Linked DNA regions of Homo sapiens: region 1 is linked to region 2. Evidence: read pairs that join two places in POLR2A ChIA-PET (ENCODE). Cell type or tissue: CD4-positive, alpha-beta T cell. All regions are shown on one strand. Each heading gives the region's core, and the rest is flanking DNA. Links, peaks and the distances in the headings are about the cores only.

Evidence for each region. Peaks named below come from ENCODE experiments on the same cell type or tissue, not always from the same donor. Only the 100,000 strongest peaks of a DNase experiment are listed, where the experiment ranks them.
Region 1: POLR2A ChIA-PET joins it to region 2 with 5 read pairs; 23 of 35 experiments call an interaction of 5 or more read pairs at or near these places.

The regions. Positions count from the first base shown.
Region 1 is chr2:86,456,112-86,461,492 of GRCh38, forward strand. It overlaps KDM3A (lysine demethylase 3A), which reads left to right. Exons shown (of 26, transcript NM_018433.6): 6 at 331-455; 7 at 694-766; 8 at 872-960. Among named protein-coding and RNA genes, the nearest start is that of KDM3A, 17 kb to the left of the region's middle. In CD4-positive, alpha-beta T cell, for the core only: no CTCF peak of the experiment used is centred there; no DNase peak of the experiment used is centred there.
Region 2 is chr2:86,183,156-86,188,536 of GRCh38, forward strand. The region is part of intron 1 of IMMT (inner membrane mitochondrial protein); the gene reads right to left. Among named protein-coding and RNA genes, the nearest start is that of MIR4779, 7.3 kb to the right of the region's middle. In CD4-positive, alpha-beta T cell, for the core only: no CTCF peak of the experiment used is centred there; DNase peaks (open chromatin) are centred at 1,986 and 2,486; H3K4me3 peaks cover 1,424 bases; H3K27ac peaks cover 3,893 bases.

The DNA.
Region 1 (5,381 bases), core at 223-5,222, 270 kb after region 2:
AATCATACATTTTTTTTCTGTGTTTTTTAGATTATCAGACATAGTATTTTTGTTGGGGTTCCTGAATTTGATTCCTCTAAAACTACACAGGACAGTGAGTGAGGTCTTGATGAATTGTCTAATACTACTTTGGTCCGATACAAAATAAAAAGTTTAAATTTTCTCATAGCTTTTCTGAAATGTCAGTCATCTTATGTTTGTAGTGATTCTTTTAATGTTTACTTTTGCGTTTTTTTAAAAAAGACTTAGGAAAAGATTGTCCTGGATGATGTTGCTATTGGGAGATAATGCAAATTGCTCTAAGATTTTTTTTTTTTTTTTTTTTTTAAGGTGACAAAAACTTAGTTGGTTCAGAAGTAAAAATTTATAGCTTGGACCCATCTACTCAGTGGTTTTCAGCAACCGTTATAAATGGAAACCCAGCATCAAAAACTCTTCAAGTCAACTGTGAGGAGGTAAAGACAACAATAACTCTTTGTAAGATAACTCGACAAAGCATGATAACTATACAAAGCATTTATGATTTTCTAGGCACTAAATACCTTTATTATTTTATAGGGTAGAAATAATTACAGTTGTTTTAAAAAGAAATTATTCATAAGAAGCTCCTATTGTTATGTTAATGAACCTGATTTTCAGTATGTTCTTGAGCATTTTTTATTTTCCGGTATCTTTGTTTCATTTATTTTTAAGATTCCAGCACTGAAAATTGTTGATCCGTCACTGATTCATGTTGAAGTTGTACACGATAACCTTGTGACATGTGGTAAGATATGTTATTAAAATCTTTCTTCTCCTTCCTCCTTTCCTCCGTTCTTCTCACATTAAGAGAAACAGGGAAGCCAACTTAACCTATTTTTAAATATTTTAGGTAATTCTGCAAGAATTGGAGCTGTAAAACGCAAGTCTTCTGAGAATAATGGAACCCTGGTTTCCAAACAAGCAAAATCTTGCTCTGAGGTAACCTTTATTTATGTCACTTGTGTAAAGCTTTCCTTAACTCCAACATTGCATGGCTAGTTTTTATTTTTTATTATTTATTTAATTATTTTTATTTTTTTAGAGATAGGATCTCACTCTGTCACTCAGACTGGAGTGCAGTGGTGCAACCAGAGCTTACTGCAGCCTTGAACTCCTGCCTCCATAGTAGCTGGGACTGCAGGCATGTGTCATGCATGACACCTGGCTAATTTTTGTGTTTTTTGTAGAGACAGGGTCTTGGTATGTTGACCAGACTGGTCTTGAATTCCTGGGCTCAAGCGATCCTCCCGCCTCAGCTTCCCAAACTGCTGAGATTACAGTCATGAGTGAGCTACTGCCCCTGGCTGCGTGGCAAATTTTTTTAGTGTTATATTGCTGTCTGCTCTTCTTTGCTAGTTCCAGATCTTGGCCATAATTTCTACACTGAAGCAGATGGAGATAATATAAGTTTATGGTTCACTATTTTATGTAAAAAAGTTTCATTTTTTGGTATTTGCTGGAGATTCTCAATAGATTTGACAATTTCACCATGTGGAAGTGTTCTTAAAGGTAAATTGAGTTGTGTGTGTCAATGCCTGGCATGAAAAGAGGGAAGGAGCCTTAGAATTCTGAGTAGTTTGGGTGTTGAAATAGGACCTTCACCTTCTCAATAATAAGGAATTTAATTGGTCATTTATGATTGGGTAAACAAATGTATTTCAAGGAAAGTGATTGGTTTGCCATTACTAATTTCTGTCCAGAAAAGTATAGGCTTTTGTGAATGCTACTGTGGGTTCAGGTACCAGATTTAATTCTATTCTGAAATAGTTACCATTTGGACCGAGACTATTTCTCTTTTAGGTGAATTAAATCATTAGGACCTATTCCAATACAAATAACTTTCTGGCACCTTAGGAATCCAAATGCCTAAATGTCACATGGATAGTTTCCTGTGTTATAATTATCAAAAACTCCTTTATAATGCTCTGCCCCAGGCTGGAGTTTAAAATTTAAAAACTGACCAAGGCCAGGAGAAATGGCATGGGGAGTGGGCCAGGAAGCCAATGAATAAATCTGGGTTTCTTGATTAAGGGCAGACTGGACTACAGCATCGACTAGAACCAAAGCTAGCACTGTGCCACACAAACACTTGAGTCTGTGTAGCTAGGATGGTTAATTGGCTTTCTTGAATCTTTCCTGTATACAGGCAACAGGAACTTTGATACTTCACCAAAAGCTTTGTAAACCAGTGTCTGAAGCCTCTGTCCTCCTTTGAAGGGTATAGGCTTTGACCTCTTGAGGCTCAGGTTGTTTAGGAAAGAATGAAGAGTTAAGTATGGAAATTAGTCTTACTACCTTTCATTTTTGCCTTAAAGTTTACAAGGTAATTTCAAGTACATCCATCCAAGAAACCATAGTTACTGTATTAAGTACTCACTGTGTGGTGGATACTTGGTCCTGGAGATTGAAAGGTATCTGGAGTTCCTGTCTCAGATTCCATAGGATAGTGAGGGAGACAGACTTCCAGAGGGCTCCCACAAGTGCAGGGAGAGTGCTCTGGTCAGGAGCTCTGCAGGTGCCTCAAGAAGCAGCCTGGGCAGAGCCTCTCAGACAGGGAGGACGTGTCTTGTTTGGTGAAGGGCAAATGTTTCATTGTGGCAGGGGCACAGGAGGCATGGAAAAAGAGAAGCAGGGTCAGAGATAGGAAGTTTGGGTTTTATGCTGCAGATGAAGAGGGGGTGTCTGGGGTGTTCAGGGGTTTTAAGTTCAGGAGATTGACTTAAGCTCTGTAGATGATGGATGAGGGAAGGACATGAGAATAGAAATGAGGGCACTGATGAGGTTAGTTGTATTGCACATCATAAATAGGCTTGAGGTGAGGCGGTAGCTAAGGGGGTGGAGAGCTATTTAGGAGACAGCAGTAGTTGGATTTGGTGGAAGACTAGGTGTTAGGACTGAAGAAGCACAGGAATCTAGCTAATGAAGTAGGTAGAACAAATGGAATGTCTGCCTCAAAGAACATGACAGTTCTAGCTTAGGAAGCCCAAGTGACATGGTCAGGCAATTATTTATGATACTATATAGTCTCCCAGTATAGAAAGGGGCTGAGCTGCTGAGGAATAGGGGTCCCTGGTCTAGAAGGGAACAGATAGTAAGGCTCTGGGTAATTAATGTGGCCAGGACTACACAGAGGATGTCAAGCTCAGAGACAATATTGTCAAGTAATCCATAGTATTAGAAGCTGAGAGATAAACAGGATATAATAATAATTTCTTTATGTCAGGTTTTAACGTTAGAGAAATTGTTGGCAGTCTAGAGTTAGAAGTAGTAAATATCAGTTTGGAGAAGTTGGTTGTGTGTTGCCTGTCATGGGGAATGTGTCAGTGTAAATTGGGAGTATGATGAAGAGGAGAGCTGAGCTGTGAGACTTGCTGAGGAAGAAGGGTTGGGAATAGGAATGACGTATCCTGTTGGATGGTGGAGCGATCAATCTGGGGTGCAAGCAGAACTGAGGTCAGTGGGAACCTCCCTTGGGGGAAGGTGCCTTCAGAATGTTGAGTGTGTCAGCAATGAGAAAGGTGTTTGAGCAAGTAAATTTCTAACCTTCAAGGAGGTACTTGTAAAATGTGGGCATATAGACATATATGATATGATCCTGTCTCCTTGATTCAAATTCTTGCAAGGCCAGAAGCATTACTTTTTTATCTTTCTCAGCATGTTGCCCATACTATGTGTGCTATTGAGCTGATTGTTGGGCACATTAGAAGCTATTAAAAAAATAAGCCTGCACTTCAGCCTGGAGATAAGTTTCTTAACTTCTGCATCTAATATGATAAACTAAATTAAGTGTTTTAAAAATGTACATTGCAGCTCTTGAGCTCTATGCTAGTCACGTCATTCTAAAGGAAGTCGAAGGTGGATTTTTACCTGGGTTTCAGAAGTTCTTGAAAATATTTTTTTGATTGTGAAGCTCATCTCATTTGAAAATTTTTGGTTAACCTAGAAAAGTATAGTAAAGAATAGAATCATCACTTGTAATCATACTTCTCAGAGACTCTCTGTTTACATTTTGAAATACTTCAAATGTAATGTAAGGAAATACTTTCCTTCTGTCTCTTCTCCCCCTGTATTTATCACAGAGACCTGATTTTTTTTGTTAGTTTTTTAAAACTAAAAACCATACTCTTGTAGCCTCCTTGATTCCCTTGCAATGTATTATAACTATTATTCCATATCGGTAAATGTCTTTCGTTCTGGGTGATTCTTGTAGTCAGACAAGTTTTGGATACACTGGCCTGGCCTAGATTTCAGGAGGGCTGGAGAGATAAAGGGAGCAGTGGGGAAAGAAAGTTTTTGAAAATGTATGAGTGAAAGGTGAGTACAGTAATGCACTCAGCACGATTCTCACTGTGTTTGCACTTCCCAGATGTGTTGGACTGGCACTTTTAGGGTGGTCTTTAGAAGACAGGCATTTGGGACTAGTAGGCAAGACTCTTGACTGTCTTGATGAATACTTTTGGTTAAGATAAACCTGTTTGCCAGTGATACCTGGCTCCTTGAAGGTCTTCTCTGCCTAGCAGACTATTCCTCAGAGTTACGACGTTGCCTGGTTAGTTGGGAAAGAGTCTGCTGAGGAATGTGAGCCGGCAGTGTCCTTTTTAGAATTCTATCATACACTCAATTATATTATCTCCGTCTGCTGGCAGGGAGGAACTATTGCCATGACTGGTATAGAAGACCTTCAGGGAAAACTCTTCAGGTAAGAAGAAACTTTGACCCTTTGTTGAGTCAGAGGCCAGTGCGGAGGTGCACTCGTGAACATGGGTTTGGGAATTGGAGTCCTGTTCCTGTTGAGCTAAACCTTAGGAAAGTTGTAGAAGGAAATACTTGAGTTTCTTAAAGGAAAAGCACGCTAAGTTGTGCTAATTCTAACACACGGTGACAGAATTGAGAAAATTTTCGCAATGTTTTTCTGCTTTAAGACAGCTCATCTCTAAAATTGATTTCAGCGCCAGGCACTATGGTAAAAGCACAGCCCTGTAAAGTATACTTCATGGGAAGAAAGTGCTAGGAAGTGTTAGAGACTGAATTTCAAACCAAAGGCTAACACCAAAATCCAGTACTCTTCATCACTGTGCTGTTGCCACTGCTCTCCAAATCTTCTCCTTGGTGTGGTGAATCACCCTTGTAAAAATAGCAGATTTCTCCTTTCTTCCCTCCTTCCCTCTGTTCCTCCATCCCTCCTTCCAACAAGTATTTATTGCATATTTAGTGTATGCTAGACTGATCTACAGTGGTGATCATCACTTCCTGTCACTTCAGGTAACTCATAAGACTTATTGATTTATAGCTATTTAGAAATGTTACATGCTAACAGCATTCACTCCTTGGTATGTTCATTCCACCAGTCTTATTTATTG
Region 2 (5,381 bases), core at 101-5,100:
GGTAAAAAGTTAAGGCACTGTCAACAGTGGATAATTAGCTAACTGGAGTATCAAGCAGCAAGCACAATGGATAACTGACTCCAGGAAATCAGGGACAAATTTAATACTAGAGTTTCAGACTACCCAAAGTCACATCAGTTTTTCTTTAAATAATTTTTTTTGTTGTTTGTAGAGACCAGGTCTTGCTATGTTGACCAGGCTGGTCTCGAACTCCTGGTCTCAACCTATTCTCCTGCCACGGCCTCCCAAAGTGTTGGAATTACAGGCATGAACAACCACGCCCAGCATCAGTATTTTTAAATGTTTCTTTATCTACCTTCTATTTTCTTTTATCTTGACTCTCCATCCTCCCTTTGACAGAATGTGTTTTGACTATAAGTTAAAAGCTCCTAATACTAAATAAATTTAAAATCTGAGGTTTTAAATAATAATTTTAAAAGTTTAAATATGCATAGAGTAAAATCTTCCTCATACTTCTTTCCCCAGCCACCCCATGCTTGCCATAGGCAACTGACACTGTCAGTTTCTTATTTATCCAGAGACATTTTATGTATATTTATTCAAATGTGCATATTCTCCTGACTTTCCCCACCTTTACACAAATGATACCATAATATACACGCAATTCTCTATTAAAGTTCAAGGATATATATTTTAAATCACTGTATATCAGTACGTGAAAAGCTTCCCAAGGGATTTCATGATTTGGTATTCCATTGTTACTTAATGTTTAATTGTTAACCAGCCCCTATTGAGGGACACTGAGGTTTTTTCTAAATTTTTGTTAAAATAAATAATGCTACCTGAGTAACACTGTATACACAATTTTGGGTCTATTCTTAAAAGTAAAATTTGCCACGTTGATTAATACTGCCAAATTAGCCAAACTGCCCTCTAGTAATATGAAAGTATGTTTTCCCACATTTTCTCCAACACACTGTATTGTATCATTTTTTTTTCATCATTGACAATCTGAGGGGTGAAAATACAGAAATAGAGTGTTTCAAGCATATAAATAATTTTTTTTTTAAGAGACTGAGTCTTGCTCTGTTGCCAAGGTTGTGGAATGCAGTGGTATGATCATAGCTCACTGTAACCTCTAACTCCTGGGCTCAAGTGATCCTCCAGCCTCAGCCCCCTGAGTAGCTGGGACTACAGGCACATGCCCACCATACCCAGCTAATATTTTTGTTCTTGTTTTTTATAGAGCCAGGTCTGCTATGTTACCCAAGCTAGTTTTGAACTCATGGCCTCAAGCAATCCTCCTACCTTGGCCTCTCAAAGCACTGAGTAATTTTTATTTACATAATTTATATATTAATACGTTTGTTATTGTTAATATAATAATTATAATTACACTGCTATTTAATACCACTAAGTTTAGGGTGGTCTGTTACACAGCTACAGATAACCAAACATATGTTTATACCTAGAAGAGGGGTGCTACTGCAACAAAACATAAACACGAGGTCATGACTTTGGGACTGGTGTTGGGGGCGGCAGAAGCTGAAGAACCTTGAAGAGACTGTGAGCAGAAGCCTAATGGCCTTCCAGAGCCTGTTGGTGAGGGCTTAAAGAAAAGCAAAAAAAAAAAAAAATTTTGGAACCTGGAGGAAAAGATATTCTTGTTATGTAGTGACAGAAGTTTATCAAAACTGTCATCTGTAATGACAGACATGGAAAATAGAAAATTAAGTATAGCTGTAGCTACACCTAATGAACTGACGTACTTGGCTAAAGAGTTCCAAGTAGGCCAGGCGCGATGGCTTACGCCTGTAATCCCAGCACTTTGGGAGGCCGAAGCGGGCGGATCACAAGGTCAGGAGATTGAGACCATCCTGCTGAACATGGTGAAACCCCGTCTCTACTAAAAATACAGAAAATTAGCCGGGCGTGGCAGTGTGCGCCTGTAGTCCCAGCTACTCGGGAGGCTGAGGCAGCATGAACCCGGGAGGCAGAGCTTGCAGTGAGCCGAGATTGCGCCAGCCTGGGTGACAGAGCCAGACTCTGTCTTAAAAAAAAAAAAACAAAAGAGTTCCAAGTATAGTGTTCATCACAAGCGCTAACTGGTTTCTTTTAGCTGAGTATGATAAGGACAGAGATAAGCATTAAAAAACAAAACAAAAACCTGTTTTGCTTTCAAGCAAAATTTAAAGGAAATATAAAAGAGTCAGGATTTGGTGGGTTCAAAAATAAAACTGCTTATTGTTTTCAAATAGATTCTCAAATAGAGAAGGGCTTCAAGCCAAAGATCAAATCTAGTGTGTGACCAAAAGATACTTTGAGATCTCAAAAAGATCTAAGGAGGTGCCCCTCAGAGAGTCTTTTTACCTTGAGGAAAAGGCCCTCTAAGAATCATAAGGATGTGTTTCCCAGATTCTATTGAATCAATAAGGTTACTCAGAACATTAAAGGTGTTACCTACAGCAGCCTCACAGGAAGCCCAAAATGGAGAAGGGCTTATCTTGATAAGATGTGTATCATGCATCTAATGAAGAAAATCCCATTAAGATTCACAGGAAACCCACAAACTTGTTGAGAATTGTGTCAATAAAAAACATGCTGGCTTATATTTAAAGTGAAAAAGAGGACAAAATGAAAAGAAGCTTCTAGACAAACTTCTACAGACAGGAAGTAGGCTGTGAAACAATTCAGCTGTAACAGACAACATATTCTGGAAACGGAAGAATAATTCAAGTGTAAAACCAGGAGCCCAAAGGGTAGAACCAAGAGCTGAGGAGAATCATTCCCAAGCAGTAGGACTGAGCTCTCATCAAGGAATTAGAAACATAGGGCCAGCTGAATTTTACACTTGTTATGGAATGGTGACTGCTGTGTGCCTCTTAGTTTCTGCCTTTTTGAATAGGAGTGTCTAGAGTGATTATCCTGTGTCTGTCATACCACCATATGCTGAATGTATGGGGAGCAGATAATTTGTCTCTTTAGTTTACAGGGCTTTAGATCACCAAAAAAAGTGTTTAAGAAGCTATACCCTAGGGACCACATTCAAGATGTCTTATCCATAGTAGGATCTGATTCAGATGACAAGATCTTGTTCCTAATGCTGATGCTTTGATGGCATTAGACTCTGGAGAGTCTTGGAGAAGGTTGTGAGTGGGAGGGATGTGCATGTGGGAGGGATGTCAGTTGGGTCCAGAAGGCTGAGGATAATATCCAAAATTGACTGCAACAATACTTCCTATACCACATGCTGTTCCAGAAACGTGCCCCTCTCCCAACAATAATAAGTTTTATGTACACTTCCCTTAAACAAGGGCAGGCCTTTGTTACTAATTCACTAATAGAAGGCAGTGAAAGTGATGCTCTGTAACTCCTGAGACTAAGACATAAAAAGGATACAGCTTCTACCTAGCTCTGCCTCTTGTCACACTTGCCCTTGGAACCCAGCCACCAAAGTGTATGGAAGTCCAGACACTTAAAGATGCCACAGATGGGTGATCCAGCCAACAGTCCCTGCTGAGGTGTCAGCTGCAGCCAGTATTTACTGCCACACATGAGAGTAAAGAAGACTTGGGGATGACTGTAGACCTAGTAACTATCTGACTGCAACTTCATGAGGGTCTCTGAGCAAAAATTTTCCAGAACTGAGTAAGGCAATAAATACTGTTATTTTACCCCAAGCTCAAGGTGGCCTGTTATGCAGCTGTAACTCATAAGAACAGATCTTTTTAAATTCATGGATTTAAACACTTTTGATGGATTTCAACCATTTGTAATTACTGTCTTTTTGCTCAAATTTTCCTATCTTGGGCCAATGGAAGCCTCTGCAAGTTTAGGGTGTGTATGTGTGTATCTAGCTCTGGCTCTATACTTCCGGCCATCTGCAAATACCTGGTGGCAGGTATTTTTTTTTTCCTCTATGTGACAAAATCCCCTTAACATAAAATTCACCATTCTAACCATTTTAAAATGTACAATTCCACGGTATTTAGTACATCCACGATGTTGTACAACAACCATCACCACTATCTAATCTTAGAACATTTTCATCACCCTAAAAGGAAATCCTATATCCATTAAGCAGTCATCCCCCATTTTCCTCTCTCTCTGGCCCCTGGCAACCACCATGTACTTTCTGTTTCTATGAATCTGCCTGTTTGAGATATTTTGTATAAATGGAATCACACAATGTACATCTTTTTGTCCAGCTTCTTTCACTTAGTGTAATGTTTTCACGATTCATTCACATTGTAACATGTATCACATATGTAGCTTGTACTTCATTCCTTTTTATGGCTGAATCTAATATTTTATCACGTAAATATACCATATTTTGTTTAACCAGTCATCAGTTAATGGACATTTGGGTTGCCTCACCTTTTGGCTGTGAATTGTGAATAATGTTGCTATGAATATTCATCTAAAAGTTTTTGTTTGAACACCTGTTTTTTATTCTTTTGGCAGGGAACTTCAAGGTCATATGGTAATTCTATGTTTAAATTACTGAGACACAGCCAGGCTCAGTCGCTCACGCCTGTAATCCCAGCACTTTGGGAGGCTGAGGCAGGCAGATCACCTGAGGTTGGGAATTCGAGACCAGCCTGACCAACATGGAGAAGCCCCGCGTCTCCAGTAAAAATACAAAATTAGCTGGGCGTGGTGGCGCATGCCTGTAATCCCAGCTACTCGGGAGGCTGAAGCAGGAGAATCCCTTGAACCCAGGAGGTAGAGGTTGCGGTGAGCCGAGATCGCGCCACTGCACTCCAGCCTGGGCAACAAGAGTGAAACTCTGTCTCCAGAAAAAAAAAAAAAAGTTACTGAGACACCACTAAACTATTTTTTCACAGCAGCTGTACCATTTTACATTCCCACTAGCAATGTATGAGGGTTCCAATTTCTCTATACCCTCACCAACATTTGTTATTTTCCATTTTTGTTTTGAGATGGAGTTTTGCTCTTGTCGCCCAGGCTGGAGTGCAATGGCGCAATCTCAGCTCCCTGCAACCTTCGCCTCCCGGGTTCAAGTGATTCTCCTGCCTCAGCCTCCCAAGTAGCTGGGATTACAGGTGTGTACCACCATGCCCGGCTAATTTGTTATTTTCCATTTTTATTATAACCATCTTAGTGGTTGTGAACTGAGTATCTCACGGTTTTAATTTGCATTTCCCTAGTGTCAAAGGATGTTGAGCATCTTTCCATGTGCTTCTTAGCCATCTGTATATCTGCTTTGGATGAATGGCTATTCAAGTCCTTTGCTCATGCATACACATACACGCACACACGCGCACACACACACGCACACAAATACATATATGTATATATGTGGAGACAGCATCTCACTCTGTCACCGAGACTGGAGTGCTGTGGCACCATCATGGTTCACTGCAGCCTCGACCTCACAGGCTCAAGCAATCCTCCCA